Regions from separate parts of the Mus musculus genome. Here region 1 is linked to region 2. The links are chromatin loops, found by intact Hi-C in ENCODE. Cell type or tissue: heart. All regions are shown on one strand. Each heading gives the region's core, and the rest is flanking DNA. Links, peaks and the distances in the headings are about the cores only.

Region 1 (16,655 bases), core at 3,739-11,738, 59 kb before region 2:
ACTTCTTAGACCTTCGGCTAACCATTCAGGAGCAGAATGTGTCCTTTGGATGACTGTGCAGATTCTGTCCTCTGGGTAGTCCTCTCAGAATGGAGTGTTGAGATATTTCTGCTGAGAACCAGTGACCAATACCTTCTACCCTCTATACACGGAGATCTATGTATTTGCTGCTTTTAAGTTTAGAGACCTTTTGTATTCATCTAAAATGAATGGCCATTGAATAAGATCCATAACTTCTGTGTTCGCTAATGACTTCTGAATTTGCCATACATATGCAGTAGATTGGATCTAAGATATGACACCTCATAGTTTGGATTCTACACTGCCACAGTCTGGAGGTTGGATGGCCAGAGGAGCTCACTGGAGCGTGTCATGGTGACATTTAAATGTCTGTGCAGGAACTTCCAGTTCCCAGGCATGTGGATGCCCTAGTTCACTGTTTACCGTGTTGTCATTAGGGACCTGAGTTTCACTGTGTTTTGTGTGTCAACTGCCAGGTTGGTAATTTACAGGATAGCAATCAGGAGAGGCATTGCCAGTATCTGTTCCTGCTTCGTGGGTTGCGCTCTCTGCAATCTCTGGCCTTTTGAACTTCTGCAGAAGGAAGAGTAATGCCTCTCACCAGTTTTCATTCTTGCTGATGTCTTTGTTGGTTGTATGTTAAAAGCAGTTTTGAACTATAAAGAGATAATTATTTTAATAAACATCAGAATCACAATAAAGCCTTAATTAAAAGTGAAAGGGCTATAAATAGTCAGACAAACTTCAAATGATGTGACCTGAAATAGTCTGTAAAGTAACACCATTGGTCTTTTCTAAATATTTGAATTATATACCACTGTAGAGAAACAGGCCCTGTCAGGGGAACCCTGGCATTGTGACAGAACATTGGATTAAAATATATAGGGCTAGGTTCAATCCTATGTGCGCCATCCAAGAGAAAAGAAATGTGACTTGGCCTTTTCAAACCCTCTCATGTCTCCATTCATAAAACAGGGACAAGTCTGGCATAATGGTGCATGCCTTTAATCCAAGCACTCAGTAGGCAGAGGCAGGAGGATCTTTATGAGTTCAGGGCCAGCTTGATCTACATTGTGAGTTCCAGAACATCCAGAACTACATAGTAAGACCTTGTTTCAAAAAACCAAACTGAAATAAAATGGAGACAATAGCAATTCTTAGTCTTTATTTATTTTTCTTTTTTCTTTGTGGGGGAAGGGGTTGACACAGGGTTTCTCTATGTAGCCTTGGCTGTCTGAAAACTCACTCTGTAGACCAAGCTGAGCTTGAATTTAGAGATCCACCTGCCTCTGCCTGCTGAGTGCTGGGTGCTGGGATCAAAGGCCTGTGCCACCACCTCCTGGCTAGTATTTTATTTTGCAATAGACTATCTTTTGTTTATCCTTTGATTTTTTTTTTTTAGTATTTTCGTAACTGTTTATGTATAACCCAATCCTTTTAGAATCAAAAGTGAAGAAGGGGGGTGGGCAGGAGCAAGAAGAAGCAGACCACAGCCATGAGGTTCAAGAAAACACATGGGTGCCCCTTCAGAGTGCTGTAGTGAAAGGAAGGAGACTTCCACATCAGAATCAAGACCCTTGCCTTGCTCAGATGATCTCTAACCACTTCAAAATTTGATTCCAGAAGCAAGAATAGCGTGAGCTATTACTATGCTGGGGGTGGCAGAGTATTAGTCGTAGAGAAGCATAGATATTTTATTTTTAAAAATAACATTAAGATATGTTTAGTCGCTTAGATATAATTGCTTGGTCAGAGCAACCTGTACTCAGGCTAGATACATATTGGGCAGGCTAAGAAGAAAAATGGAGCTGTGTAAGGTGTCAGACACCTATGGTCCCTGCACTCCCAAGGTTGAGGCAAAAAGATTGTAAGCTCAAAGCCAGCATAGGTTACATAGTGAGTTTGTGACCAGCTTGAGCTACGTAGCAAGGCATTGTCTCAGAAACTCAAGAGAAGCAGAAGGCAGAGCTGCCGGAACCTTCAGAGCGTGTCCCAGCACGGCACTGCTTCCTCCGCAAGGCTCTCACTCAGGTGAACCCAACATGGCTTTTCCTGTTTTCAAAGTGTCAAGGCTCTTGAAGCTTAGCACGAGTTGCCCAAAGGCAGCCCAGCCACTCGGCTGCCTGCTCTGCCAGCAGTGCACTAGAGGCAGCTGTGTCGCATGTGACCTGAGCCAGTTCTCCCACATGCAGAGTCTCCATGAACAGGCTTCTTTCTCAGTTATTAGGTGGTGTTCTGATAGCAGGGCAAAGTGTGAATGTCTCTACTTTCACATGTCCCTGTGGGCTCTTAGAGTTTGTGACTTTGACATCAGACATGATTTCATTGAAGATCCCTCTTTTATTGTTCTATTGTTTTGTTCTGTTCTGTTTTGTTTTGTTTGTTTTGTTTGCTTGTTTTTGTTTTTCGAGATAGGGTTTCTCTGTGTAGCCCTGGCTGTCCTGGAACTCACTTTGTAGACCAGGCTGGCCTCGAACTCAGAAATCTTCCTGCCTCTGCCTCCCCAGTGCTGGGATTAAAGGCATGCGCCACCACGCCCAGCTTTGTTTTGTTTTTTTTTAATCTGTGTATAAGTATGTACATATATGTTAACATAGAATAAATGCTAACATAAACCAAAGTGTGCATGTGTATAATGCGTGTTTGGGAAGTTGCTCATTTCTTTTGTACGCTGCAACTTTTATATATACTTTTTTAGCTTTCTAAAGGATGACTTTTACGTGTCTGTCTTTATGATTATGGATGCCAGTGGAAGCCAGACGAGGGCATCAGATCCCTTGGAGCTATCCAGGTGGTTGTGAGCCCTCAACATGATCCTCGGAACTGACCTTTTGGAAGAACAACGAGTCAGTTCTCTTACCCACTCTCCAGTCGCTCCAGCCCCTGAAGTATTTTATCTTTCTAATAAGAGAAAGGTTTTTTTCTGAAGACGAAGAATGCGCAGGTGATTTTTTTAAAGCAGAATTATTGATTATCTCCTTGCACGGTGTACAAAGAATGGTAGGATAGAATTCAAAATAAGTTAGAGTGCTTTGGATTTTTAGGATTCAAGGACATGAAAGGCAAGAATCTAAAAGCGGAAAGTCAGTAGAGGTGAGACAAGTAAAATGTTAAGCACTCAAAGAACATAGAGGAAAGACATGAGGCAGGCGATAGGTCAGGTGGAGTCTAAGAGAAGCTGTCTCTGAGTTACCTCAGTTAGGTTCTCCACAGCGCACATTCTTCTCACACCTCAGTGCACAGACCTTGAGCGGGGCATCCCCTGGGCATGTGCTGGGCTGTCGGGCATAGGATGGTAAGCCAAGCTCTCTCTGACTCAGCATCAAGGTTAAGTGGAACTTTTGTTCTTATCTGAAAAGGAGCAGTTTAAGTAAGTGCCTAGTTAGGACAGCGTAGGTAGCCTGAAGGCAAACCCGTGAAGTTCAGTTGTGATATTCAAGACTTTCCCAAATTGTGTTTCTTCCTGTCCTCAGACACCGACCTGCTCAAGTGCAGGGCTGCAGTGAAGACTAAGAAAAGATGAACCGTTTCTCACATCTTCTTTGTTACTGTTATTTTTTTCCAGTGATGCCTAGATATGTTCAAAGATAAAACCGTGACTTCTTACCCATCTAGTGACAGGAAAGTCTAGTAAATAGTGGCCACTTGTTTTTAGTGCCTTGCTTTGTGACCTGAACTTCTCATTAGCCTTCAATGTGGGGTAGATCAGACACATCAGGATCTGGACTTCGTGCTATTAAATCAGCAGTTGGCCCCATGAGTCAGCCAAGGTCTCTTCTCCGGAGGGCTGTCACTGTCTTAGGCATGTTGTGCTGACTCATTCCAACAGTTGCCTTTGCTCTGCTTTGGAGTTTTTTTTTTTTTATCATAAAAAGGAACCACAGTTATAACCAGTAAAAGGAGTTGGTCTCTTAATTCGATACTAACAACCTGTAGTGCTTAAGAGTTAAAAGGGCTCACATGACAAATTTAGTTACGTTTGTGTCATTTGACTCTACTGTGTAAGCTTAAACATTAATCTCTACATCAGCAAGACATAGGTTTTAAATCTGCAATGGAATAGATTTTAGGCATCCTAATGTCTATTTGGGAGATAGTAACACAAAGACTCATATTTAAGAGTTGGAAAGGCAGCTCAGTAGTTAAAAAAAAAAGTTGCTCTTGGGGAGGACCCAGGTTCAGTTCCCCACACCCACATGGCAGCCATAACCATCTATACCTCCAGGTCCAGGAGATCCAAGCCTACCAGCCTCCATGCACACCAGGTATGCACGTCTGTGTATATGCATACAGGCAAACACCCACATGCACAGAATGAATCTTAAACAAGTAAAACCAAAAACCAGAAAGAAAAGTAACTTCCTTTCAAAATTCCCCATCGAAACAGAAGTTAACCATATTTTTTTAGGCTCCCATGATCAAACATTTTCTGCAAGAAGTGTGCTCTGATTTGCCCATTGGGTTGTCGTGTGGCTTCACACTTAGCTTTATCTGGAAGATAGATGAGCATTGCTAGCTTTTATTATGTTTAACATCCCCAAACTGATGATGCTGAGAACTACGTAGGGAATCACTCTAGGACTCTAAACCTGGGAAGTGGTATAGTCGCTTGTGAGTGCCAGTTCAGCCACCCACTCCACAGTCCTGCGCAGGAGGCCCCCTCACACTGCAAAGCCAAAGTCCCCATTTCCGTGTCTATGCTGACTATGGTATCCTTTGGCTTAGGAGTTTCCTGGTTTGCTGGAAATTGAGCTTTTGAATTTTGTAGATTTTTTTTTGTCTTCATGTGAAAAATATTTAAATGATGTTGCCCAAAGGGTTCACAAAGGCGCAGCATGGCTGACTTTTGGGAAATCTGTAAGCAGGCGAGCTATTTTTAACTTTTACTCCTTCCTTGCAAACATTTCCTTTTGTTCTCTAGAGAACATTGTTGATCTGTTCATTCATTGGCAGTGTTCTGCCCCACTAGCAGACTTAGGGAGAATAGGCCCTCTCTTCTTCACGCTGGTGACGTAATTGTGTTGCTTCTTAGTTGTCCAATTTTGGCTCTAACTCATGAGTTACTCATTTGTTCATGTTTTTTTTTTTTCCTGGATACTGAGCAGACCCTTCCCCCAGTGTGTGTGTGTGTGTGTGTGTGTGTGTGTGTGTGTGTGTGTGTACACGCGTGTAGACCCTTCCCCCAGATTTTGTGTGTCTGCGTTGCCTTCATGGAAATCTTCACACAAGCAAGAATCACGAGGCTGCTGATTTTGTCTTGTTGTATGAGGGTAGCTGATGGCTTGATTTTCCCTTGTTTGCACTGCTCGTATCTGTTCAAGCACTATGCTTCATAAAACCGTGTATTTAGCATTACTGCTTTGGGATAGACAGTGCACAGCTTAACCTTGTGTACCTCAGCCTCCTGTTCTGCCCTTGAGATCTTCTAGTCTCAGGAGGGAGTAACTTTTCTTGGGAAACATAACTCAAATGGCACCTTAATTCTCCTTTATGTCCTTCTCTGTGGCCAAGTGTCTTCCTGTTCTCGTCTGGTTTTAAGTCCTACGTCTGCTATTATTCTGTGTGTGCCTCAGTTTCCTTAGTTCACCAATAGAAGTAATAGGACATACACCATACAATAATGTAGTAGTGGGGGAGGGGCATGCACATGCTCATGTGTGTACAAGTGTACGTTTGTACACCTGGGTGTGGTGGCCAGAGGTCAACCTCTGATATTCTTCCCAAGTAGTTGTCCATCATTTGTTTGTTTGTTTGTTTGTTTGTTTATTTTTGAGACAGAATTTCTCACTGAACCTGATACCAGCCACAGGTTACCTGGCCATTTGCAACGCTCCTCTTTCTACTTCCCAAGTGCTGGGATCACAAGTGCGCATGGCACCACGCCTGCTGGTATTGCAAATGTGTCTATACCACGCCTGCCTGTTTACCTGAGTGCTGGCCATGGGGTTTAGGTCCTCATGCTTATGCAACAGACCTTTTACCCACTGAACCATCCCGAGCTTCTTGGATAGAAATTTAAGCCACACTGTGCTTGTATGAACCAGACACGATGCCTGGCACAGGAAGTCTTTTCTGCGTACTGGCTTTTACAATACTGTATTAGATTGGTCTATCTATAAGGCGAATACAATCTTAAAATGTTACATACCAGAATGAGGCAAAATACTCTCTTTCTAGGGGTCTTTGCCTCTTCCCCTGTACAAATGGAAGCAGCTAGTGGGAGTCGAGGGATGGGGTATGCCCTCAACAGAGGTGCCCTAATACCAGTGCCTACTGAAGTGTTTCCCTGGACCTCCCGTGTTGCAGCCTTTCCTATCGAGAATCAGCGCAATTATAACATGAAGTCAAGCAGAGTATTTTGCATAGAGGGGCAGGCAGAATGTGCTGTCATCCTGACATCTGTGCCTGTGCCCCAGGCCAGAAGCTGAATGGTTAGACACTGCTGATCTGGCACCCCATCTGCTCCTTCTCTGCAGCTAAGTCCTCTTCCTGGCTTCTCCTTTGTAGAGCCTGGGGTGATGAAGCCAGGGACAGTGCTGGGGTGTGAGGCATCAGGAGAGGAAATCGGGGGTGGAGGAACGGGGAAACAGGAGGTTCCCATCCTATATCCGACCCCTAACTTGTCTCAGCTGCTCACGGTTTGCAAGTGTTCCTTGGATGGGGTGATGGTTCCAAAACGCTAGCCTAGAAAAGGGAACGGAAATGGCAGAAAACAAGCCACGAGCCTATTGTGAGAAATCTCTTTCTTTCTGCGTGGCTGCTTTTATAACATCAAACTCAATCAAGAATCTTTGAAACTTGGCTTTCAGAACTCTTAGCCTAGGCCCCCTGAGAGTGAGTCCCTTCTTTCCATCACAGGGGTTTTGAACGTTGAGTGAGTTGCTTCTCTCTCCCCTCTGCTCACATTCATTCACCCACGTGCAGCGCATTGGCAGGCTCACCTTCCAGGCCACTGGCTTCTTCTCAACTTGATCTGAGGGGTCCAGCTCAGGTTTCCCACAGCATAGCTGTCGTAGGATCACTGGTATAAACTTCAGAACACAAAACATATCTCTCTGTCTCTCTGTCTCTCTGTCTCTCTGTCTCTCTCTCTCTCTCTCTCTCTCTCTCTCTCTCTCTCTCTCTCTCACACACACACACACACACACACACACACACACACACACACCCTAGGCTGGAATGTTGTAACTTAACCCCTTAACTGATTTAAACTTGAGTAGTTGAGCAACAGTGGTGAATGCCCCGAAAGGCATGTATTGAGTAAACATGAATAACCAACTGCAGGAGGAGCCTGAGAGAGACTGTTTATCTAAGGGAAATTGTTTGCCTTCTCCCCTAACCCCAACTGCTGGGGTCACATTCACAGCCTCACACAGTAGACAACGTTCTGCCAGTTAGCCACATAGAACTCCAGTGCTTTGTTCTCATCCTGCCTTAAGTGTTGATGGGGCTCATTATAGTTCACTGCGTGTATATAGTTCTACTCAGTGTTTTTAAAAACACGTTTATGTTTGCTTTCTAGACTGACTTTGCACGATTTAGTGGAACAAATGTGGAAACTGACTTTGTAGAGGTGCCATCACAAATGCTTGAAAACTGGGTGTGGGACATTGACTCCCTGCGAAAACTGTCAAAACATTATAGAGACGGACACCCTATCACAGACGAGCTGCTGGAGAAGCTTGTGGCTTCGAGACTGGTCAACACAGGTATAGTCAATGAGAGAAGCAAGTAGGAATTGTTAAATGCAGAATTCCTGGCAGCTCCTTCTGTCAGGCGTACTTTGACTTTAATAACATACTCCAGGAGTGCTGTGCGTGGAGGGAGGGAGGCTGGCTGTGTTGGAGCGGCAACGCCTGGGACTGTGTCTGAGGGGAGCGTTTCCTCCTAAGTCATACACGGTCCAGATGCTGTTTGGCCTTGCTACCCTTTTGTGATGAATGGTACTGAATCTCTGATCTCGTGGTGTTAGCACACATCGTTCTCTCTCCAACACGTTGTTCAAACACTCTTAACCTTATTAGGTCTTCTGACGCTTCGCCAAATTGTTTTGAGCAAAGTTGACCAGTCCCTCCATACCAATGCGTCGCTGGATGCCGCGAGCGAATACGCTAAATACTGCACAGAAATTTTGGGAGTTGCAGCTACGCCAGGTATGAGGCGAGAGCACCTGAGTTCATTTTTCTTGTAAGACCTCAGAGTCTCCTTAGCCTTACAGGCGGGTGGACAGTTTTCAGATAAGCACACTCTGCCTTAGGAGTTGTCCTGTCCAAAAGTGCTTGAAGGGGAGGTGGCTCCACAGTCACTGCATTGCAGTGTAATCAGGCGTGAGCAGTTGGCCTCTGCCCCAGAGCACAGCCATTCCCGTTTGGCAGCACCTGCCTGTCCCCTCCCTCCCTGTGTGTACCAGGACTTCCCTGTGATTTTCAGTAAGAAGTTGGCAGAAGGGCCATTTCAGGGGGAGACGGGAACCTCCTTCATTTCTGACTCCAATGCCAGTTCAAGCTTTTGACTGGCAGTTTCTAACAGGATACTTACAGTGTTTGCTATTGGGTGAGTCTAAAACTTACATTTTAAGCCAACTAATATGTATCTATTTGGATGTCAGTTATAAACTTTTTCACCAAGGCAATTGTTGCTAAAATGAATCAGACACGGTTATAGAGGATATTAAGATAAGAGTGGCCATTGAGTCACCTGAGCCTCACCTCCTGATCTGGAAATCAAGGAACAATATTGTGTCTCTTTGACAAAATGGCAGCTCAATGTAGACACACCTCGTAAATCTCTTTCAAAACACTTCATTTTCAGAAATTATCAACCTACACAAATGCCATTTTATTTTGAGTCATCTTAGATACAAGAATTGTGGCAGGGGCCTTAGATACAAGAAGGGGGCTGGGTTGTAGCTCAGCATTAGAGTTAGGCTATGTTTGACTCTCAGCACCTGAGGGTGGGGGGCTCCAGCAGAAAGTAGGGTTATTAGTAAAGTATTTTAAAAGCACATTGGCATGACTTGCCCTGAGCTACTGACGGGCATGGACAAGGCTTCAGAAATTGTTGTTAGACATCCAGAGCTGGGGCTGAGCTACTGACAGGAGAAAGGCTTGTATATAATCTTGGCTAAGGGTACATGCCAACCAGTGAGATGAGTGCATGCCAACCTGTGAGATGCCATCCTTCCCTCCCCTCACAGCTGGGCTCCCCAAAGGAAAGCTAGCTAGTTCACAGCCTGATTAATTAGCATTTTCTATCATTCTGATTGAAATTATCTTTTTTTAAGGCACAAATATGCCAGCTACCTTTGGACATTTGGCAGGAGGGTATGACGGCCAGTATTATGGATATCTTTGGAGTGAAGTCTTTTCCATGGACATGTTTCACAGCTGTTTCAGAAAAGAAGGGATTATGAATCCAGAGGTACTGTATGGCTTTGCTACCCCCAGGGTTAATTTTGTAGTTGCTCTCTCTCCTTCAGCTCCAAGTATATAATAGCTAGAGTTTCGAGTAAGAGACTTAGTAGCAGCTTTTAACTTTAAGGCCTGGCATCTTCTCAAATCATCATACATCATTAAGTTTCAGTGTACAAGTGATTAACTCTTAATTCTACAGATTTTTTTTAAAAAAAAACCTACTGTACTTTCTTGCTTATTAACATTCCCATATATTGCGTAATTAAAAATTCAAAGCCTTGTTTATGCACTCGAGAGTTTATGGCTACTAGTTTTGACATGTGCCATACAGTGTTTCTGTTTTATAAGAGGTTGAGAAAGAAAGGTAAACGTCTTCCTGATGTAAATAGTCTCTGTGTTGTGATATTCTTTACAGGTTTCTTTGTACATTTTCTGTGGGAGGCACCCTTTTTCTGCGGCCAGCGTACTCCACCTATTACATAGTTTGTAACCTAAGTGCCTTTGGGGTAACTTAAGCTGCTTCATTAATCTGAGCCATTCCTTCCCAGGCACGGTGAGGAGGCTGCCAGGTGGCTGCCAGCCAAGCCTTCCTGGGACAGACCCTAGTCTCTCTGCTCATGGACGACCCGACTGTCAGTTATGTCTGAGGCTGGTATATTTCCAGTGTGTTTCCAAGTTCTGTTTGGTTCAGAAATTAGAACAAATTACCCAAATCAAGCTCTCAATGCTTATTTCAATCAGCCAACTTGTTCTTTGGGCTTTTGTTTCTCTACTAAGTAGCGCCCCTCTGCATACATATCGAAATATGTCATATATTTTAGGGTCCCATTTCTTCCATCTCTCTCTCTCCAAAAAAAATCTCTCCAGACTAGCCACACTGATTCATTCCAAGCATCCCCTCCCCCATCCTACCTCATCCAGCAGGACTTTAAGCTTCCTCTTTGACTGTGCCCACCCAGTCAGCAAGTCTGATACTGACTCTGTTTAGCATTCTGATGTCTGCATGACTTTCAGCCTGCCCAGCCCTCCGGCCTCCACTGTCTTAGGTTGAGATGGTGCCCTCAATGGGGTCTTCTGAAGAAAACCATGTGAGTTCATTTACCTGCCCTACACTTTGACTCATGCTGGCTAACCTCAACTGGCCCTGCAGTGCTGCTCTGTAGGCCAGTGCTGCTCTTAGGCCTGCCCCCATTCTCTGTTGATTTCCTTTATCACTCTGAGCCCCCAGCCTGTCTACTCTGTAAACTGCCTCTGCCCCTCTTTCTTGTTACGTCATCCCTAAGCCTCACTACATAATACAAGTGAACCTCCTGCCTCATCTTCCCCAGCTCAGGGGATTGATTACCCAGTCCAAGTTTTCCCTTTGTTAAGAAAATTGAGCCAGGGATGTGGCTCAGAAGTAGACGGGTATTGTCTTAGCTCTGCCTACCTTCACACATCTATTCCTTCTATGCATTGCATTTTAAATGTACGGCTTCTTTTAAGCCAGGAGCGGTGGCACATACCTGCAATCCTAGCATGTGGGAGGTAGAGGCAGGAAGATCAGGAGTTTAAGATCATCTTTGGCTACATAGTATATTCAAGGTCATGAGCTTCATGAGATCTTGTTTTAAAACAAAAAAAAATTTTTTTTTATTTGTGCCCCTTAAAAATTATACTATTCGTTAAGACCCCATTCAAAAAGCCATTGATGGGGCTAGAAAGATGGCTCAGTGGTTAAGAGCCTGTGTTTGGTTCCCAGCACCCACTTAATAGCTCACGACCATTTGTAACTCCAGTTCCAGGGGAACCAACACCCGCTTCTGACCTCTGCAGGCACCAGGCACACATGTTACACACATCCATACAAAGAAGCAAAACACTCACACACATAAATAATCTAAGAATATTTTAAAATGCTACTCATGTATGAACTATTGTAGATTATTCAGACCGAAGTGATCCCTTTTATCCTCCTGGTAAACTTAGGAGCACGTGGGAAAGGCTTTGGTAAAACTTTGCTTTTGTTTGGATTGTTTGATGTAACTCACATAAAATAAAAATATTCTTTGCAAAGGATTTTACACAATATTCTTAAAGTACGGTCAGAACAAACACTGACAAACACTGATGACTCTGCATGGTGAGATGTTAGGAGGGCTTAACCTTTCTCTCTGCTCCTCACGCAGCTGCCCCTTACTCTAGGAGTCCACAGACGCGAGAAGGACTCAGGACTCACTCGTTTGTTGTTGTTTGGCTTTTTTGTTGGTGGTGGTGATGGTTGTAGTTGTTGATGTTTTTTGAGACAAATTTGCTTCATAACCCCAGCTGGCCTCAAACTAATAGCAATTCTCCTGCCTCAGCATCCTGAGTACTGGGATTCCAAGCCTGTACCACCAAGCCCAGCAGAAATGGTGTTTCAAGGAGAGGAAAAGTGGCCTGGAAAGGTTCAAGTAGGACATAGTCCTGGCTGCCATTATCTCTTAGGCTTCCTGGTGCAAGCATACACTCCCTCCCTCTGAGGTGAGCCAGCCTCTGGGCCTTCACTCATCTTGCTACACCTCGGCCCCTCCACCCCTCCAGCTGTCAAAGTGGCAGCCAAATTCTAGATCCCAGTGGCTCTCTTGCTACTTGAACATCCTGCAGAAACAACCCACCATCAGGTTTCTCTGTGCTTTTTATACCCAAGCTCTGAAACTTGGCAGGCAGCCAGGCTGCTCTTCATTAGGTGAGGACAGGAGTGAACTTGGAGAAACAAAGATCCCATCACCCAGAGCTGCTTCCTGGGACGTTAGAAACACAGTCCAGCTCCACTGAGTTTCTAGATGCTCTGGCAGGACTCAGGGCTATCTACTTGTTATGCAAACAGGCCGCTTTGAATTTCCAGTTTTCACTTCCTTTTCCTTACCCTTCAAACACTGTGAGGAATCCTGTCATTTCTCACTGTCTTGCCATGACAGCAATTATGGGCCTGGGTTGAGAAACCAAGGAAGGGGAGGCCCTCACTCTCCACCCTCGTTCTCTCCACTGCTTGTGCGAATTCTAGAACCAGCTTTTTCAACAGCCATTTGACCCCTCCTCGTTCTGTAGTGAATGCTGTTTGTTCTTGTGGGGTGGCTTCAGCTTTGCTTTGTTTTGTTTTACAAATATTTACTCTAGCACCTGACTTACAGAATACAAATATTTACCAAAAATTAAAAATTCTTGGCACAATACTCCTGTCCTATGAAAAGGCTTCCATTGTTCCTACAACTGGAGAGATAGAGAGAAAGAAACACTATTCTTCAGCGCAGTGTGCCGAGCACTGCTTGTTTTGTGCATGACCTCAGCCTTGCCATCAGCCAGCACTGCAGAAGGTGGTGTTACTTGGTCTGGGTTGCCTTCAGTCTCACACATAGGGTTGGTTACATAAGCAGAGTAACAATGGGAATTTTTATAGTGTAAGCAGTGCTGCACTTGGTCTGAAGTCATGGGAACCATCGCCAGTCTGTCACGTGAGCTCTGCTGGCGTGAGGCCTCACACTCCCCAGCGTGTTGGGAGCATTTTGAGAAGGTAGCTGGACATGTAAGGACTCAGTCCCAAGCCCGGGAATGCCTGGGATCAGGAGGCCTCATTGGTCACACTCTACAGAAATGCATCTCCAGGCATTCGCTTGAACATCTGCTGTCCTGCACAGCCTGGGGTCTGCTCTGAGCAGCAGTTCATACCCTGGCAAGCTGCACTGCAGAGGGCTCCTGCTCACGGGAAACCAAACCCAGCCGAGTCCGATGTCAGCCTGCAGCCTCTGAGTACGGAGCAGCAGTGCTGACTGACTGATGGTGCAGTTGTCTCCCTCTGCTCTGGGACATCTCTCCAAGGGTCAGAACTGGCCCCTGTCCTGTGGCAGCCTCAAGCTACGTTCCCTGTGTTGTCTCTGTCATTTTTCATATTATTCTTTCTAGTGAATAATTACCACATTTTAGTTATTTATTTAGCTTATTTTTTTTTTAATTCCTAAATTCAGGTTTGGGAGATGGTTTTGTTGGTAAAATCTTTGCCTTACAAGTGTGGGGACATGAGTTGGCACCTCCAGCACCTATATAAAAGCCAGGTACAACAACACAGATCTGTAAGCCACCACTGACAGACGAAGGCCCCAAAACTCTGGCCAGCCAGTCTAGCTGAATGAGTACACTGCAGGGTTAGTAAGAGACCTGCTGCAAATCTCTAGAGAGGAACTGACAAGACATTCAGAATTGACCTGTAATCTACACACGTGCATACAGCACATACAAGGCCTCACATTGATGTTTTCATATGCGTATACATGCATGCATGCATACATACATACATTTAGAAACACATACACACATGGCATGCACACACTCGTAGTAGAACATGGAGAGGCTGTCACTGCAGATGTGACCTCTCCATCCCTGGCAGTTGTCTTACTGACAGAGGGCAAGCTGCCTGGGGTCAGTGCCCTCCGCCAGCTCTGGCACTCTTGCAGGGCATCTTTCAGTTCACCGAGTGTACTTTCAAACTCCAGCCCCTAAGCATAGGGTTGGAAAAAAGGGAGCATTTTAACTAGGGCCATTTTTTTTAAATAAGGCAACTTCATTGTGGGAAATTTTTCCAAGAAGTAATAGACATTGCAGGCTCAGAGACTACTGCTGTTTTCTGCCAGAATTGCCTTCCTCCGTTTTAGAGAAATTTCGAAGCTTTGTTTCTTGCATCAGTAAAGGAGAAGAACCAGGCATTGCTTCCAAAAGAAACACGGAGAAAATCAAGGTTGTTCAACGATTATGTTTTAGTCTGTGGTGTCATAGGAAGATCTTACATGCAATAACGTACAAGGAAGAATCATGTTTGAGTTGGAAAGGGATAGCCTGATGGAGATTTTAATATTAACGATGCCAGTACTCTTTTTTTTTGTTTTGTTTTGTTTTTGTTTTTTTGAGACAGGGTTTCTCTGTGTAGCCCTGGCTGTCCTGGAACTCACTTTGTAGACCAGGCTGGCCTTGAACTCAGAAATCCGCCTGCCTCTGCCTCCCGAGTGCTGGGATTAAAGGCATGCGCCACCACGCCCGGCTGCCAGTACTCTTTAAACAGAATTTTAGCTCAGTTCCTGCTGTGCTGTGTTGCTACAGGAGGATGTGGGGTGTTTTTACCTCCTGTGAGAGTGTTCCTCACAGAGATCCAGTTCTCCTCTCTGACTCCTCTGTGTCTCTGTACAACCACTGTTGTGTTAACTCTGGCCCCTTAACAGCCGTGGGTGATAGAAGAGACAGTAAGAGTGGAGGTGATTATATTTCCTTCTGCAGAGTCTGACTGTGCACCCTACTATCCTAGCTTTGAATGTGTGCTCCTTTAGCCTAAACCTTCCAATTGCTGGGATTGCCTTGGGGTGCCACACAGTCGGCTGATTGCTTTGCAAGTCTTGAATTCCGGCCAGTGCAGGAGATTGTTCTTCTGTCTGCTGGAGGGGCCTCCAAAGCACTAGGTAAGCACTCCATGCCGGGCTATAGGGCTTTACCTCCAAGGTTGCGACTGGGCCACACTAAGTTGCCCAGTCTAACCTGGCAGCCCAGGCAGGCCTTAAAGTTGTGATCCTCCTGCCTTAGCCTCCCAAATAACTGGAATCACATGCCTATGCCACAAGGCTTAGCTTTCTTCTCTCTCTCTCTCTTTCTCTCTCTCCCCTTTTTCTTTCTTTCTTTTTTAAATAGCCTTCTTTGTGATTCCACTAGAACACAAATACACTAAGCCTAATACTAAACACTAAGTAGCCTACCTTATGTTTTGTTTTGAGACAAGTCTTCCTGTGGAGCCCAGACTAGCCTCAAACTCTCCATTTTCCTACCTTGGCTTCCCAAGTACTAGAACTGTGGGTGTGGACCACCACACCCATTGCCTGCTTATCTATTTCTTATCTCCCTTCTGGGTCAGGAGGCTCTCATAAAAGAGATTGCTTTACTCACCTTGTGTCTCCTCTACCTTAAAGTTGTATCTATATTGGACCTTATTCTTGGTCCCCCCACTTCTTCCACTGACTTACCCTCAAAACTTTTACAGTGCTGCTAAGGATGTGTCTCTCCTGCCCCACTCCATTTCCTTTCTGTCCTCACTAGCTGGAGCTTGCAATGAGATTTCTAGGAAACCTTTAAGTCAGGTGCCTTTCTTCTCCACAGCCTTCCTCTCTTTCCCACCTTGTTTTCCTCAAAGGCATTTGGTCTTCCCTTCCCTCTCCCCGAGATCACCTCACCCTCAGAGAAAACACAGGGTGCGCCACAGGGAGGGCACTGTGAGCCATGAAACATCTCAAAGTCCACTGTGCAGACAGCTGGAGACTATGCCAGGTGCCTAGGTGACCTCACCTGTCCTGGGCAGGGCACTCACTCTACTGCACATGGGAAGGAGACAAGTCTGGCGCTGCTCCTGGAGTGGCTGGGTTGAAAGGCTACGAGAAAGTTATCATGTATGCTGGCTCCAGGATACAAAGCTAGTGGGAGCCAGTCCACTGTCCTGTCCGTGTTTTCATAACTGATAAGCAATGAGCATCCTGCTTAGGGTAATTACATTTGCTATTAAAATATTGCCTCAAAAGGTTTGTACTCTTGCATAAGTGAAGGCCTTCTCTTTTCTACCTAATATTCTTCCTGAATTATCTGTTCTTCCTCACTGATAGTGGAGCTGCACTCTCTTGTGTTTTCTTTTAGCTTTATTAGAAGACAGGTAATTTTTAGGAAATGCCAAACAAGAATGCAGTTATTTATTTCCCTGAACAGAGATAGATCAGTAACTGCCTGGGGAGGGTTACAGGGGTAGGAGTTATCAAATCCCACTATGCATCTGACAGCCTGGAAAGTATAAGGACAGCATATTCCCATTTTATACATAAGGAAGCTGAGTACCGTGTACTTAATGAATCAAGCCGTAGTTCAAGCCTGGGCCTAACTCCTAGCCTAACCTTGCCTTAGAAACCCTCAGGGTTAGAAAGGGCCTTCATAGTGCCAAAAGATAGGTGCAGCTCTTTGAGGATTCTAAACCTCTGGCCACTGATTGAATTCCCTTCCAAGGAGAGCTGATAGGATCTGACTGCAATCTCCCAGAGGACCTCAGAGCTCCTCTCCCTGCCTCTCTGACTCCACCTATGGCAATGTCACCAACCATGCTTCTCAAGGTGCGCAGCACCTTTTTAAACTAAAAGTCGCTCAACTACTTTTCTTTCCTTAACAAAAAAAAAAAAAAAGCTAGGTCCG
Region 2 (16,655 bases), core at 4,665-12,664:
TTCCTCTTTATGTAAGTTCTGAGGCTCTAACTCAGGTCGTCGGGATTGGCAGGCAGTACCTTACCTGCTAAGCCATCTTTTTCTTTTGCTTATTTTTTAAATTATTATTATTACATTTTAGTTATTGTGTACGTATGAGTGCACGCACATGTGTGGAGGTCAGAGGACAACTTGCAAGAGTTGGTTCTTCTTTCCATCAGACTTGGCAGCAAGCCCCTTTCCCCCCTGCTGAGCCATCTCTCCAGCCCACAGCTCTGAGGTTTGAGAGGCCCTGGGTAACTCTGCTCATAAACGACTCCAAGCAAGTTTTCGTTCCAAGGGTGAGATGTTCACTTCAGAATCCTGGCTGTATTTCAAGTTTGAGTAATTCCATCTGCTCTCCTTGAAAATTTTATTACAAGCACATTCCATATTCTTAGCTTTCTTCCTCCAGACTTCTGAACAGCATGAAATCTTTTGGATCATTTTCATTATTCAATGGCAAAAAGAAGGAAGAAGAAGAGGAGAAGGAGGGAGAGGAGAAGGAGAAGAGAGAACAACCATCTAGATGTAAATGTTCAAAAGAAATCCTCCTTGTTTGATTTTTTTTTTAAACCTAAACTTCAGCTATCTGGATGTTAAACTGATTTTCAATTGTTTCATTTGTTTTATGGGCACTAAAGGCTGCTGCCACAAACATCGGACTCAGGTCTCATCGGCCCTTCAATGCAGACTCAGTCAGTGATTCCTAGGGGGACTTCCAGACCTTTAGCCTCACACTGGAGCTACATCTCTGGCCTCTCTTGTTCTGAGACTTCCAGCTTCTTCAACCGAGCATGTACCGAGTTCCCTGGCTCTCCAATAAGCAGACAGCCATGGAGAAACAGCCTCTGCCCACGGAAACCAATAATCCCTTCTTTGCGTGTTTTGTTTTTGAGACAAGTCCTCATGTAGCCAAACTGACCCCAAACTGCTGCTTAGCTGAGGTTGACCTTGCACTTTTTCCTGATCCTCCTGTCTCTGTCTCCTAAGTGCTGGGTTATAGGTGCTCCATCCCACACGCCGTACATGCCATACATGCATACTGGTGTATGCTCTGCTGGTTTCGTCCTTCTAGGGAACCCTCACTGACATGCTGAGAAAACCAAACATTATGAAATAGGGTTGACGTGACCTACAGTTTCAGATATTCACTGACATACAAGAGTATCTGCCTGGATGAAGAGAGCCTCACTTAGCTGCCAATCTTCAAGAAATAACGTGAGACAAGGAAGATTCACCAGCCCCATCGGAGCATTCTTTATGTGCGAGACCCCAAGGATACAGCAGTGAACAACACAGGCAAAATGTCCACCCTCAAACAGCTTCGAGGGGAGAAGACGGATAAGGAATGACAGAGTCAAATAACAAACACTCGGGCTCTCAGAAGGAGCCTGAACCCACGTGATTGTGTGTGCCCTGGCAGCCCGCCCAAGGGGCCGCCCCAAATCCAGACTTCAGTGCTTAGTCTCTGGGCAAATCTGTGTTTGTTTTGTTTCGGTGTTTTATAACCTCTCTGCCTGTTTCAATGTTCTTCGAGGAGCTTCTGGTTTTTGTTTTGTTTTGGTTTGTTGCGGGGGTGGGGGGTGGGGGGTGGGCGGTTTCGAGACAGGGTTTCTCTGTGTAGCCCTGGCTGTCCTGGAACTCACTTTGAAGACCAGGCTGGCCTCGAACTCAGAAATCCACCTGCCTCTGCCTCCTGAGTGCTGGGATTAACGACGTGCGCCACCACATCCAGCTTAATCAGGAAATGAATTCATCAAGAGGAGAAAACCTGACAGACTAGAAATGCAAATGCTTCAGTGGGAAGCTGTAGCGAGAGGTGTGAAAGCTGACCCTGGCAGGGCGCAGAGCCATGACTGCCTCCAGAAAAGAACAGCTCCTCAGCATGCTCTTGGGTCTTGAGACCTTCTGGTATATTCAAAATCAGCCTGCTTTGTGGTTTCCTGTACCCGGTTAGATCACTTCGAAGTCAGTTCTGTGCGACCCCGCACACCACACATACCCTCCCTCCACTCCCATACCTATCGCTGTCCCAGTCCCCCTCACCATAGACACACACCGTGTTTTCTTCCCTCTGACAGTTGGCTTCTCTGTTCTGTAGAGTAACCTGTAAAGATCTCTATTCTCCCAGTGGCCGCTGTGGTCACATAAGCCTTATTTACTCAAACCGGCACTTCCACGATCTTTTCTTTTCTTTCTTTCTTTTTTAAAAAAAATATTTATTTATTTATTTATTATATGTAAGCACACTGTAGCTGTCTTCAGACACTCTAAGAAGAGAGCATCAGATTTTGTTACGGATGGTTGTAAGCCACCATGTGGTTGCTAGGATTTGAACTCAAGACCTTCGGAAGAGCAGTCGGCACTCTTAACCGCTGAGCCATCTCACCAGACCCCATGACCTTTTCATTTCCACCAGCCACTTATCCACAAACGTTGCGCTCCTTCCCAGTTACCATGGAATCCACGATAAAATGTCAACACCTCCTCCTTCTTCACTTATACTTCTAAAAGTTGTTCAACAGATTTGTAAAAAGTACCTTTCCTGCCTCTGGTATGATAAAGCATGCTATTGCAGTCTTTGAGAATTTAGGGTCAGGATAGACAATGTTTTTTCATTTTGTTTGGAGGTTTTGTTTGTTTGTTTTGTTTGAGACAGGGTTTCTCTGTGTAGCCCCACTTGTCCTGGAGCTCACTCTGTAGATCAGGCTGCCCTCGAACTCACAGAGATCCTCCTGCCTCTGCCTCCTGAGCGCTGTGTGTGCCACCATTGGCCTTTCATTTTATTTCTTTCAATGAGTTTAGTTGGAATGCTTTTCTAATAACCAATACTTGCTCTGCCTTTCTTTCTGCTTAGGGAAAGTCTTAGTATTTTCTCGACTGCTTAGGAAAAAAGTTATTTTGACTTTCATCTGTACAAGGGGAGAAATGTGGACTAGGAGTATATAACTCAACGGTAGAGCACTTGCCCAACATATGTGAGACCCTAAATCCCTAGCACTGAAGTGGGGAGTGGGGAAGGAAGGAAAGAAAGAAGGAAGAACAGATATTTGGATAAATTTTTTAAAAATTAATTTCTCTACCTTTTTCAAATTGGTAATTATATTAGTCCAGATTCTGTGGCTATGTCAAAATGCCTGGAGCTGGGTACATTGTAAAGAAAAGAAGGTTGTTTTGTTAACAATTCTGGAGGTGGAAAACGATGCCTGAATGGTTCCCTTGGTCCAGCACTTGGGGAGGACCAGGTGGCTATTTTCTGGTTTCTCTCACGGTGAGAGAAATCTACAGCTTCTCCTAAGCGTGGCTTTTAGGGGACAGGTCCAGCCATTGTCAGGGAGTAGGATTGCTGTGTCACAGAGTACATGTGTCTTAAGCTTTGGTCAGATTCAGAAGGTGTAAAAGAGGACACAGTCCAAAGCCTTGTTCCCTTTTACGGGTCCGTACTGGAGTTCTCTTCTCCAGGAACAACAGTGTTATGTTCCCTGTGTGCTGTGACAGAAACAGCTCTGTGTGTAGAAAGAGCAGCCCCTGTATTCCACGGGGCCTCCCTGGGCCTCACGCGGCCTTACAGGGCACACACTCTTCTGCACTTCGCTTCCTTCGCTGTACCCCTGTCTTTGCTTCTTTGTTCTTATGTGAGTTATATTAAGGATCCAGAACTGCTGGACTCCATGAAATGCCTGCCTTGTGTGGTATTTTGCACACTTGAATTATGTATGGTTAAAATCCACAGGGCATTTAAAGATTGTACCTTAGCTATTTATGAGTGCCTGTGTCCTCACACTCTCAATAATATAAGAATGTAACCAGCTTTTTGATTATTCCATTTTAAGTCAAAGTCTCAGGCTGGTCTCAAACTGTCAATGCTACTGCCTAGCTTCCTGTGTGCTAGGATTACAGACACAAATCACTGCATATGACATGCATATTTCTAATATTTGCTAGTTTTTTTTTTTTTTCTGAGACAGGGTTTCTCTGTGTAGCCCTGGCTGTCTTGGAACTCACTCTGTAGACCAGGCTGGCCTCGAACTCAGAAATTCACCTGCCTCTGCCTCCCAGGTGCTGGGATTAAAGGCATGCGCCACCACTGCCCGGCATATTTGCTAGTCTTTAGATAGAAAATATTATCTTTTTTAAGACTCAAACATTACATTTTTCTTCACGTGAGAAAGATTTCTTCATTATGAGGAAATTAATTTTAATTTTCTAGGCTAAAACCTATTTATATTGTTTGCTCATTTTGTTATGGTCTATTGCCTCCTCTCCCCTCCCACTGCCCCAAAGTGGTTTCATACGGTTTCTTTATAAGCATTTTCCTTTCTATTATTTACTTTGCCTGGATGTTCCCTGCTTTCTCTAGAAAACCTGGAAACACTAGCACCAGTCCGGCCACACTTTGGCCATAGATATTCTGATTATAAATGCATTAGTTTTTCAATAATTTAATTTTTTATGTATTTTTTTACTTCATGCATATCGGTGTCTTGCCTGCAAGTGTTTGTGTACCACGTGTGTGCAGTACCTGAGCAGTCCAGAAGAGGGAGTCAGATAGCCTGGAACTGGAGTCCAGACTGTTGTCCCATGGGTGCTGGGAATCAAACCCTGGTGGTCTGCAAGAGCAGCAAGTGCTTTTAATCTCTTAGCCATCTCTCCAGCCCTTTGATGAAAATTAAATAGTAGTGGTTGGAGAGAATGAGAGCACATTACAGACACATACATGTAAGCAGATTTCAAGACAGAACCCTTTATTCTGTGTGATAACCTAAACAAACTAAGACAGTTTAATAGTAGAATAAGTAGTTATATCACCTGGCTTGTCTCAGGAGAGACAACAACAAAAAAAAAAAGTTGTGAAAGGAAGGCAAAGAGTTTGAGTGTGAAGCCCAGTCAATTAGCCTTTGAGCAAGCAGGGTAAAGTATAACATTACCCTGAAACCAGCAAAGCAAAGGATGGAGGGAAAATTGCCTGAGACATGGTCACTCCAGAATGACTGCTGTAAGCACTATGACCTATCAGACAAGGTAGACTCCATGTGACTGTAGGCTTCATACATATGGACTCAATTTACCATGAAATGGGGGAAATTTTACATTCTAAAATGCCTAGGACCAGCCCCAGTGTCTCTTTCTCTCTGCCTGCGGATCCGGATGTAGCTCTCAGCTACTGCTCCAGTGCCTGACAGACAGCATCCATGCTCTCTGTCATGATAACAATGGACATAGCCTCTGAAATAGTAAGCAAGTCCTAATGTAATGCTTTCTTTTATAAGGGTTGCATGGGTCACGGCTTCTCTTCACAGCCATAGAACAGTGACTAAATCAGTTCTGTACGATTGGAACAAATAGAAAGACGATTTAAAGCACACAGGACCCTGTGTGTATGTGACACACACACCTGCACAGGCATAGGAAGGAAAGGAGTTTCGTACAGTCTGGCATCCAAGGTGGGATCCAGTCTCTCCTGTCTCTCTCTTTCTCACCATGTCCATTACGCTGACTTGTTTGTTGTATGTGGGGCACACAGGCCATGGTATATACACATGTGGTGGTTAAAGGACAACTTGTGGGAGGAGACTCATGCCGTGTGGGGCCCAGAGATTCAAGTCTGGTCCTTGGGCGTGGTGGCACATGCCTGTACCTGCTAAGGCACCTTACTCAACCCTAGCTTCCTTTACATAAGCCTACCATTTGTAATGTGGTTATTTAGGGTCTAAATATATGATATCTTTGTAGCTTAAGATGATTTTTTTTTAAAGCAGCCTTCGAGGAACGTTGTGTATCAAGTTACCTATCATTGTGTCATCTTTGCCTTGGTTAAAATTTGTGTTCTCTTTAAAGATAAAGAAGGACATATATATTTATATTCCAGGTACTTAATGGCCAAGCAGAAAAGTCCACAGACCCTCAGACAGACTGACCTAGTAATCCTATGAAGTCGTCTACAATCACCTTTTACATAAGTAAAACCAATTTTTAAACTTGGGAATGTTTTGTGCCCTGGTCTGAAAGGTAGCTAGATTCCAGCTTTGGTATTAGTAGTGTGACTGGACAATGATTTTTTTTCCTTTGTAAATGGCTATGGGTTCTACCTCCCACCTGCCCATCTCTGCAATGTTCTGGTATACCCATCTGTCCACACCTGAACATGGGAACCACCAAGCCTGGGCCTGAGGAGATAGCAGCCCTGCTCAGATCAAGAGGACCTGAAGCCAGGAACAAGGTCTCAAGTGACAGTCCGTGGGAGATGCTGTGACCGGAAGGGAAAATGGATTCTGAGCCTGCAAAAATACTACATGGCCAGCATCTCCAGCTTTGGCTTTGGTTTCCGTATTTGTAATAAAGGGGTTGGTATAGAGAGTTCCAGTTTTCACTCTCTAGACCAGCTTCCATAGGTAAAAGCACATGCTGAATGAAGCAGGACGAACACTTCATTCTTGGACTTTGGCTTGGTGGCACCTTCTCACACTCCGGCAGGACAGTTCCATGAACTGAGACCAGGCGTTTACCAGCGGGTTCCTGAGCAGCTTTCCTGCTTTTGTGAGTTGTCTATATTCACTTCCTGCAGAGAGACTGTTTTATTAATAGCCTCAGACAGTCTAAAGCAACACACTTCTTTGACCCATCACTGTTTTTTTTTTTTATCTTTGGAAAGACCCAATGTGTTACTTAATTAAGAATAATTTACTCCTGGCTGTGGAGTTGTCAATGTGAATTTATTTTTGCTCAAATTCTATAGGGCCTGGCTACTATGAACCCTCCCCCCAAATCAAGTTTTTCAAACATTTACTTATTCATCATGTCTGAAGAATGGGGAGCCATCAAAATAGGATACAAACGTTCTCTGAGCATAATTTTACCCCAGCGACTACATACTCTTGAAACATTGTAGCTGGTCTTGCTATTTTGTGGGTTCTTTTTTCCCTACCCCTCCTCACCCTAGTTTTACTCCCTATCACCAGATAGGAGAGAAAGGATTGAAGGGGAAGAGAAAGAGGAAGAAGGAGAAGAGGGAAAGCAAGAGCTAGAGAGAGAGAGAGAGATGCGGGGGTGGGGAGAGAGAGAGAGGGAGACAGAGAGAGAGAGAGAGAGAGAGAGAGAGAGAGAGAGAGAGAGAGAGAGAAGAATGTGAATCCCTGAATTTAATTTCTTTTCTCTTGTTCCTTCTTTGAGTATGACTACTAACAAAAAGCAACCAACCGTCCTGCCCCCGAAAGACCAACAATCACCAACCCCACTGGAGGTCCTAGCATTTATTACTCTAAAAAGTTCCCAGAACGCCAAATGTCACACAGTCTTAGAAACTATCTGCAGCTGGCAAAACCACGCCTCTGCTAGAGCACGAGGCAAATCATAGTCAGCTGCTGCAGACAGTCCGAAGCAGCCTCCACATCCTGGGATTAAAATGAGAGCACATTCTTATAATATTTTGTATTTTTTAAAGAAAATAATATTTTTTAGGGAGGGGAGAGTTGGTGATTCATTTTGAAATAGGACCCAGGTCTCTTTTATTCTGTAGGACATCCATTTGAAAAACATAGGATTTCCTAACATCAAATAGAGAATTAATTTCTTCTAGAGAATTTACAATTCATATTTGGCTCAAATAAATTTGAAGTGGAATAGTTACTCACTCTTAACAGGCCTTCAGATGTGATGAGAAAAGAGGTGGTGGTGGGGGCAGGGGTGTCAAGCATGACACTGTTCATTCAGTAATTAAAGAACTCTTTTTTGTTTTTTTTTCTCCCCAGTTTATTCCATGGTCTTAGTCCTAAGTCAGTATTTCACTTAGTTTTCAATTCGTTTGTTTTTAGATGATTTATTTTGATTTTATGTGCATTGGTGTTTTGCCTGCCTGTATGTCTGTGTGAGAGTGTCAGATCCCCTGGAACTGAAATTACAGACAGTTGTGAGCTACAATATGGGTGCTGGGAATCAAACCCAGGTCTTCTGGAAGAGCAGCCAGTGCTCTTAACTGCTGAGCCATATCTCCAGTCCCTAGTTTCCAATTCTTAGAAATAAACCTCTTGAAGTATTAAGAGCTGAGTCCTTCTTTCATTAGACCCTTAGCATCTTTGCAAGTAGATGCTGAGAAACTTGTGGTCTCTGTGTAAACTGACATTTGCAGCTCTACAAGACTGAATTTTGAGCCACAAAATGGTATAAGCTTAAATAGTAAATATATTATGCTACCAAGATTTTCCTTTTGAAGACAGTTTTGCTATGTAGCTCAGGCTGGCCTTGAACTTGTGATCCTCCTGCTTCAGGCTCCCTAGTGCTGGGGCTATAGGCATGCATCACTAAGAAGGCCAGTTGTTCCCGAGGCAGAGCCAGGAGTCTGCTGCAACCAGTCTGGACAGGCTGGTGAAAGCTGATTAGTAAACCTTCAGGAATGTTGTGAGCACACTGAAGGCTTTGCTAACTTGACATCAGCCACGGTGGCAGTATTACAGACATGAGAGCCATGCTGTAAATCAGGCTCTTCACCCCCTCCCCTCAGCCCCAAAGTCTTCCCATCCCTCAACCCAAAGATCAGCAGCTTGTGTCTCCTCGTGCCTGGAAAGTGGCAGCCCTAGCAGCCTTCCTCCTCCATTCAGGCGTGTGTGAGACCAGGGATACCAGTGTTCAGAGCTCAGCTTTCATCTCTGAAGGTCAGAAGTTCTCTTTAGGGTGTCAGCTGCTGCTTGGCAAAGGCAGGTTGATATGGAACATTAGAATACCCTAAGGTCTGAGGCAAGGAGTGACTCACTGTCCCAGTCAGCAGGGGACACTCATTTCTCCACATGACAGGATTTTCCTTCCGGTATCAACAATCACAGGGACTATGTTTGAAGGTTTTGTTGTTACCAGACAGTAGGAGGAGGAGGAGTGTGAGGAAAAGAAAAGAAGGGAGCGAGGAAGAGCAAGAGGCTGAGAAATCAGGGCTCAGACCCTTGAGATACCTGAAGAATGTCCTCCACTAGAAAGAGGTCATTCATTACTTGCTTAATGCGTTGTAGAAATCCTGCCTTCCCTGCATGCCAGCCAGGCCAGACCTGTTCTAACTGGTAGATTTCATCTTGCAGAGAATGTTCTGAAAAGCGTGTTTGTTTATTCCATTCGTTTGCCAGAGACTTACAGGGCCTCTGCTTGGTTCGCCTGGATCTAGAATGATGGCTGACTCAGCCTGAGTCATCCAGTTCTTTCACCTTTGTAGGTCAAGTCACAGAAGTGAAATTGAACCCTGGAAAACAATCCAGGTAGCTCTTTCTTCACAGTATCCGTATAAAGTGCTGAGGTTGAACCCAGGGAGATGTGCCCTACCAGAATTCTGCCAAGCCTGAATTCATTCCTGAAAATTTCAAGGAAGAATGGCGTCTTTCTCCGGTATGTAGATGTGGAATTTGGGACCTTTAAAGTGGATAGATACCCCAAACAAATTCTCATTTGTAGCTCATAAAATAATCCCCCTTGGGGCTTTTTAATATCTTACTACTCAGGCCATACCACAGACCAACAGAACAAAAACTGAGATGTGCAACTCAGACATTGGCTGGTTTTAAAAGTTCTCTGGCCGATGTATTTTTTTTTTTTTTTTTGCACTGGTATTTGAGACCCACCGACAAAAAGCAGGACTCCTAGTTTTCTTCCCAGTGTGATTTATTTTATGTTTAGTCACTGTCCCAAATATATTACAATTCTTTCCTTAGTGTCTGTTCCCCCAGTTGTTTCTTCTAGGACTTTAAATAGACAGTGAATCACACATTCAAAACAATAATTCGATTGAAGTAAGCTAACTGACTGACACACCACAGCTAGGATCTTGTTACAACCTTGTTCAATTAAAAAAAAAAATCCCTGTTGATCAGATGGAATACTGGTGAATATACAGAAGGGGGAAAAATCTAAGCATCTTCTTGAAGATAACTTCTTGAAGATAACTTGATAAAAAAAAAAACTTTTTAGAGAGCAATTTGAAGGCATACATTAAGTTTTAATATCCATGTTTTCATGTATCCATCATCTCTACTTTCAATAATTCAGATTAAAAATAACTGGATGGGTTACAAAAATATATATATTATATTAATATCAATATTTTTCTAGATTTTAAATACCTTAACCATGGGGGCCTTGACATGCCTGAAGCTCTCAGAAACTTCCAAATTACATGCTGACACACAGAAGTATCTTCCCCAATGAGTTACTGCCAAGCAAAGGGTCAACTATAATTATATTCATGTTAAACAGTAGCTCCATATTTTTATCCATTAAAAATGTTGTACCCAAACCAACAGTGGTTATACTAAGGAACAAAATAATGGTTCGACAGAGGGGGAAATGTTCCTTCTATAGTTGGGTATTTCAGCTTCCGAATGTACACATCTCAATAACAACACACACAACTTAAATTTGTTAAATTACCTCTTGTCACTTTCTATACAGCAATGTCTAAATTCTTTAGCATTACACCTAATACATGCAGCAATTTGTCCCCAAACGACTTCTGGCCAGGCTTTCAGAAATGTTTGTTATGGTGTTGGGTTTCAACCTCAGCTTCCTTGGTACACTCACCGGAACCCAACTGTTCTCACCCACAGTTGCTGTCCTGTGTTCCACCTGTGGGAATGCCCTTCCTGCCATGACCCCTGCACTTCAGGAAGTACAACTGACTGGCAGCTTCCCTGGGCACTCCACTCTCCCTGAAGGACATTGACATCTTGTAATATCCAATAGGCCAGATAAGACCATCAAAGAATTGAATGACTGCCTTGATGTAAAGTCCAAGGTCCAGTCAAGTTTAGTGTTCTCCTTTATAGTGAGACACCGCCTATCACCCTGGGCCACTGTGAGGACTGAATGAGGTAATTATGAAAAGCGATAGCTCAATGGCAGGCTCACAGTTCACAGGGGATGCTATTATGACAGTATTTTTTTTCCTTTTCCCAGAAATAATTTTTATATCATTTTTATTAACTTTTTATGGAATTATATATGTACAAAGAATATTCTAATTAGTATAATTCCTTTATCTTTTTTATTAGATGTTTTCTTCATTTACATTTTAAATGCTATCCCCTTTCCTAGTTTCCTTTCCAAAAATCCCCTATACTCTTCCCCCTCCCCCTGCTCCCAACCCTGTGTTCTATTCAATAGACGACTGTGAGCATCCACTTCTGTATTTGCCAGGCACTGGCATAGCCTCAGGAGACAGCTTTTATCAGGGTCCTGAATGACAGTGCTTTTATAATTTATTAAGTCAACTCTCTCTCTCTCTCTCTCTCTCTATATATATATATATATATACATACATATATATACACACACACACACACATATACATATATTCCATATATTTTAGTGTTCTTTCCCCAACTCTGTGCAAAGGGGGCTAACACTTGTTCTTTGTGGCAATGAAATTATGAATTACACATACTAGTAACCTTCAAAGGAATAACAAATAACTCAGTTTGGATGTTATGAATCCTAGATGGTAAGAATGAAACAGTAACGTAGAATTAAAATGTGAAAACACCTGCTGATATAAAATTTATACGAAGAGAACAGTGTTATTTCTTTAGTAAAATCACAGAAAATGGTCTCAGTCATCCCTAGACCTCTGTTTGCACAAATATGGTTGATACTTACAAGACGATAGAGCAGAAGTAGTAAGTTAATTACAGAAAACACCAGATGAATTTGCTTTAATATCTCTTCGGCAGATAGTGGTTTATTTTTGCAGCCGGCTCCATGTATTCTGGAGTGCCGACAAGTGGGATTCTGTACGCTCCCACCCCAGTGTTTCCTCTGCAGTCCACAGCATATGGACTCTGTCTGCTCCCAACCCTCTGCGGTCCACAGCAAGCCTGACCGGGGTTTGACTTGCTTTGCTCCTTGGCTTGTTCCACTTTAAAATCACCACTAGAGCTCAGCTTTAAAGCTGGTCACACCACTGCCAGCGCAGCTGGGGCAGGTTCTGTCCTCACTTAATCTCACAGGATCTCTGCGGCATGGCCCCTTGCCGTGGGGACAACTGGGATCACCTGATACGGTGCATTGGTCACCCTCAGAAGAAGAAAGTCAAATTGTTATTTTGTCTTTGGAGGCCTAGCAAACATTTTGCAGAATGTTACCGTCCTTTAGTTTGCGTGTCTAGTACCTCACAGTTTGGCTTTGTCTCTCAGTCCTGAGGGCCAGCCCTAACTGGATCTGTTTTAGAGACAATACTTCTTCGAAGAAAGAAAAAAGATCTGATCAAAGTGTGAGCCATTTAAGAAAGATTCATACATGCCTTAAACACTGTGTTTAACTTTGGAAAGCACTGGGGGCTGAAGCCAGGACCTTGTATGGACTAAGTATAAGTCCTTCCAAATTCTGTACCCTTGAGCTATATATACTCTGGCCCTAACTGCAAAGTCTCTTGCTTGAGAATCAAGTTCCTGTCTAGTCTCATGATTATCCAATATTTTTGTTTTCATGTTTGTGTTTTTTCTTAAAGAGCGGGGCACCCTGGGACTGGAGAGCGGGCTCAGCAGTCAAGAGCTCCAGTTGCTCTCCCAATAGACTTGAGATATTCCCAGCAGCCACCTGGCATCTCACACCTCCAGTTCCAGAGATCCAGCACCCTCTTCTAAACTCAGCAGGCACCAGACACGCGTGTGGCACACAGACATACATGTGGCAAATACTCGTCCATATAAAACAATAAAATTAATTTTACAGATAAGAGCGAGGCACGGAAACTGACAGACTAAAACTATCCAGGATATGACACAGGCACACTTATATTACGTGCATAAAATATGAAAGAAAAATGGAGTTGGGGAACTTTATAACAATCAGCAGTAAACAAATCAGGTTGAAGAATAATGTGTTTGAAGAATAGTTCTGCTCCAGGAAGAGCAAATGAACCAATGCCCGACCCCAGTTATCAGAATAAACACGGAGGGAACATATACACAAATACAGTGTGGCGTGTGGCCAGAGAAGAGGAAGTGGTTAGCTTCTATTACAATGGACTATTGTGAAAGCACACTGTTTCGTTCACATGCAGTTGGGAATTATGAATACTGGAAAATGAAATCTACAGAAAATTGATCAGAATTAACATAAATATTTAATAGGATTGCTAAATTAAAAGCCAAAGCTCATTGTATTGCTAAACACCATCAATAAAATACCATTTGAAATAACAACCCAAACTGCCAAGTCCCTAGAAAAGGACCTAACAGAAAATGTGCAAGACATACCTGGAGATAGCAATCAATTTTATTTTATTAAAGCCATTAAAGAAAAAAAAAAGATAACTAGAGAGAGAAATCTTCTCTCTAGAGGAAATTCAGTATTTAAACAAACAAACAAACAAAACAAAACAAAACAAAACAAAACAACACTCTCAGCTGTGCGTAATGGTGAATTCCCACAATCCCGGGTGCAGTGGGGAACCAGGAGTAACACAAGATCCTCCTCAGTTACCTGGCAAGCTCCAGGCTGGCCTGGGTTACAGGAAATCTTTCTCAAATACAAACAAACAAGGGCCAGAGTGACTGCTCAGCAGTTAAAAGCACTCGCTGCTCTTCTAGAGAATTCTAATTCACTTCCGAACACTCAATCAGGAAGCTCACAACTGCCTGTAACTCAGGCTCCAGGAGATCCAACACCCTCGTCTGGCCCTGTCAACACCTGTGCATACATAATGCACAAACATGCACGCAGGCACACACATGAACACATGAGTAAAAGTAAATCAATCTTCAGAAAAAGATAGATGAAGTAATAACAATATCAGTTTCGCAAAATTGATCCATGAAGTGTAGTAATGAGGACAGTGCGTTGTTGGTAGATGGACAGACAAAATGTGAAGTGGAACAGAAGTCAAAGAATCCAGACAACACATACGGAGGATTTATTTGTGACACAGTCACAAATCAGATGAAGAGAATTTTCTTGCCCGAGGTTATACACCCACCCTAGAGTAACCTGCATCCAGGGATTGGTCTCATAGCCTTATAATACACCCTAAGCACGGACACTCTGAAGGGCCTTTAGATTGGTGCTCCTTGCATTATGGTCCCACTGGCCCCTCTGGCCTGCTTATCCCCGTTCCCTTCATTGCTGTTGCTCTGAATGAGATTCCACAGTCAACTTTTGTCTCACTCATCTCTGTCCTAGAGTCTACTTCAGGGGCAGGGGATCAGTTTGTAGAGATGTGAGGGAGGACAGGAGTGCAGTCCTAAAAGCTAAGAGTATGCCTTAAGACTCACATCACACACTGCAGAGTACATTCTAGAGAGATCTCCTTGGGGGAGATGAGGGAGCCATCAGGATATAAAGACATCTGGGTATTAAAAATGCTGGCAAAAATAACTCAAACAAGAACCAAGAACGATTGGGCTTTTAAAATGATAGATTTACTTGTAAAGAAGCTGAATTTGGAGAGGTAAGGGTAAGCCCAGGGACGTTTTCCCGAATCATGGACAATTGCTAATCTGTAGAAGGGAATCTATAGTGGGCCTTGAAGCCAGAATTGGGGCAGAGAGGACCTGAGAGGCCCATAATTGGAGCAGCAATTGTTGTAGAACAACAGTGTAGAACCACCAGTGTTGTAGAACATGATTCTCCAAGCAAATCAGCTGGCTGGCGTCTTCACCAGATCAGTTGTGCTTGCTTGCACAGCTGCCTCCAACAAGACCCCACTCCTGTGGACGTTCCATCTGAAGAGGAAGGGGAGAGGGCTGTTACACCTTCACCTGAAATTCCATCTGCTCCTCCTCCCAGACATTTGGGTGAAGTTCTGCCTCCATTGAGATTGGAGGGAAGGTACTAGAGTATTTAGTCCGGGAAGGTTAACTAAGGGCACTCTGTCTCTGTGACTATAAGAATCCATCATTCCCCATGGGTGAAGACTGTAGTGTGGTAGCTTTGGAGTCACTCATACTTCCATAAATAGCCCCTCGCCTATGCTTTATAAGTAAGCACAATGAACTCATCAGCTCCCAGGTTGAACTTCCATACAATTATACTTTAGTTTGTTGTTGGGACCTTGTAACAGGCAAAGTTTTCCTAGGGAAGGGATTCTTGAAACAAGCAACAATGGCTGCCAGAGCAGGAGTCATGCAAGGAAGGAGATGGATATTGGTACAGATAGCAGAGGATCTGATCTAGAAAGCGGATACAGACCATGACCCTTTGCTAGGGATGGCGGCATGTGCCTACTGTCTCAGCATGTCAGACAAGAGGTTAGGGAAGGAGGGTCAAGAATTTTGAGGCCAAGTGGTTGGAGAGATGGCTCAGTGGTTAAGAGCACTGACTGTTCCTCCAAAGGATCCAGGTTCAATTCCTAGCTCCTACATGGCAGCCAACAACTATCTGTAACTCCAGTCCCAGGGGATTCGATGGTCTCTTCTGGCCTCCTCAGGCAATGCAAAAATGTGGTATACATAAACACGTGTAGGCAAAACACCCACACATATTTAAAAAGAAAAAAATTAATTTGAAGTCAGCCTGAACTATATAGTGGGTTTGAGCCTAGTCTAAACTACATAGAGAGACCTTATCTCAAAAAATAAATAAATAAGCAAACAAAAAATAAAAACAGGCTGGTAGGGGCAGGTGGATCTCAGAGTTCAAGGCCAGCCTGGCTTACAGAGGGAGTTCCAGGACAGCCAGGGCTACATAGAGAAACCCTGTCTCCAAAAAACTGAAACAAAACTGAAGCAAAAGACCACAAGAGAATAATAAATCATTTTATAATAAAACTTTAAGTTTGATACTTCTTGGGGCTGGAGAGATGGCTCAATGGTTAAGAGCACTGATTGCTCTTGCAGAAGACCTGGGTTACATTCCCAGCACCCACAAGGTAGCTCACAAGATTCCAGAGGATCCAGTAACTTTGTCTGACTTCTACAGGCGCCAGATATGCACACAGTACACACACATACACAAACACACACACACACACACACACACTCACACACACCATACAGATAAGGTAAATGTACAGTCTTTTTGGTTTTTGAGCCTAGCATTTTTAATGGTTGAACCATCTCTTTGCTTCCAAAGAAATAAATCTAGAAGCAGGAGCAGGAGGAGGAGGAGGAAGAGGAGGAGGAGGAGAAAGAGGAGGAGGAGGAGCAGGAGGAGGAGGAGGAGGAGGAGGAGGAGGAGAAGAAGAAGAAGAAGAAGAAGAAGAAGAAGAAGAAGAAGAAGAAGAAGAAGAAGAAGAAGAAGAAGAAGAAGAATTATTATGCACATTGATCCCCTGGGAAGAAGTAGCCTGAATGGATTCAGGCAAAGGAGGAAGAGTGTAGCAGACATGTTTCAGGAAGGTACATGCAGAAGTACAGCCTGCCTGCCTGCCTGACTTTGGAAACTACATTCTCACCTTTACAGTCATGTGCTCTCATGCTGTCTGAAACAGCAAAATTGCTTTTGGTAAATGGCGTTGGCAGGCATGACCAGCGAGCCCGGAACAAGCTCTAACTTAATTACTGGACTCTGATTTGATTGCTTGGTTTGGTGCTGGTCTCTAATGACCACAGTGTATTCTCCAATGCAGCTGTTGTTTCTGACAGCACTGTTATCTTTGCATGCTAAAATGGTTAATGTTATCCTTGAATGACTGCTCCAAGTGCCACTCGGTCCAGATTACAATGGCA

What was found. Hi-C counts contacts between places; a loop is a spot of excess contacts. Peaks named below come from ENCODE experiments on the same cell type or tissue, not always from the same donor. Only the 100,000 strongest peaks of a DNase experiment are listed, where the experiment ranks them.
Region 1: it touches region 2 in a loop (1.9-fold over the local background); 3 of 42 quality-filtered maps call a loop at or near these places.

What each region holds. Positions count from the first base shown.
Region 1 is chr13:104,028,373-104,045,027 of GRCm38, reverse strand. It overlaps Nln (neurolysin (metallopeptidase M3 family)), which reads left to right. Exons shown (of 13, transcript NM_029447.2): 10 at 7,544-7,730; 11 at 8,046-8,174; 12 at 9,305-9,441. It overlaps Gm30967 (a long non-coding RNA gene), which reads right to left and starts at 7,145. Exons shown (of 3, transcript XR_873894.3): 1 at 6,963-7,145; 2 at 3,215-3,372. In heart, for the core only: no CTCF peak of the experiment used is centred there; a DNase peak (open chromatin) is centred at 8,357; H3K27ac peaks cover 889 bases.
Region 2 is chr13:103,970,492-103,987,146 of GRCm38, reverse strand. No RefSeq gene overlaps it. Among named protein-coding and RNA genes, the nearest start is that of Erbin, 58 kb to the right of the region's middle. In heart, for the core only: no CTCF peak of the experiment used is centred there; DNase peaks (open chromatin) are centred at 8,516 and 8,626; H3K27ac peaks cover 1,070 bases.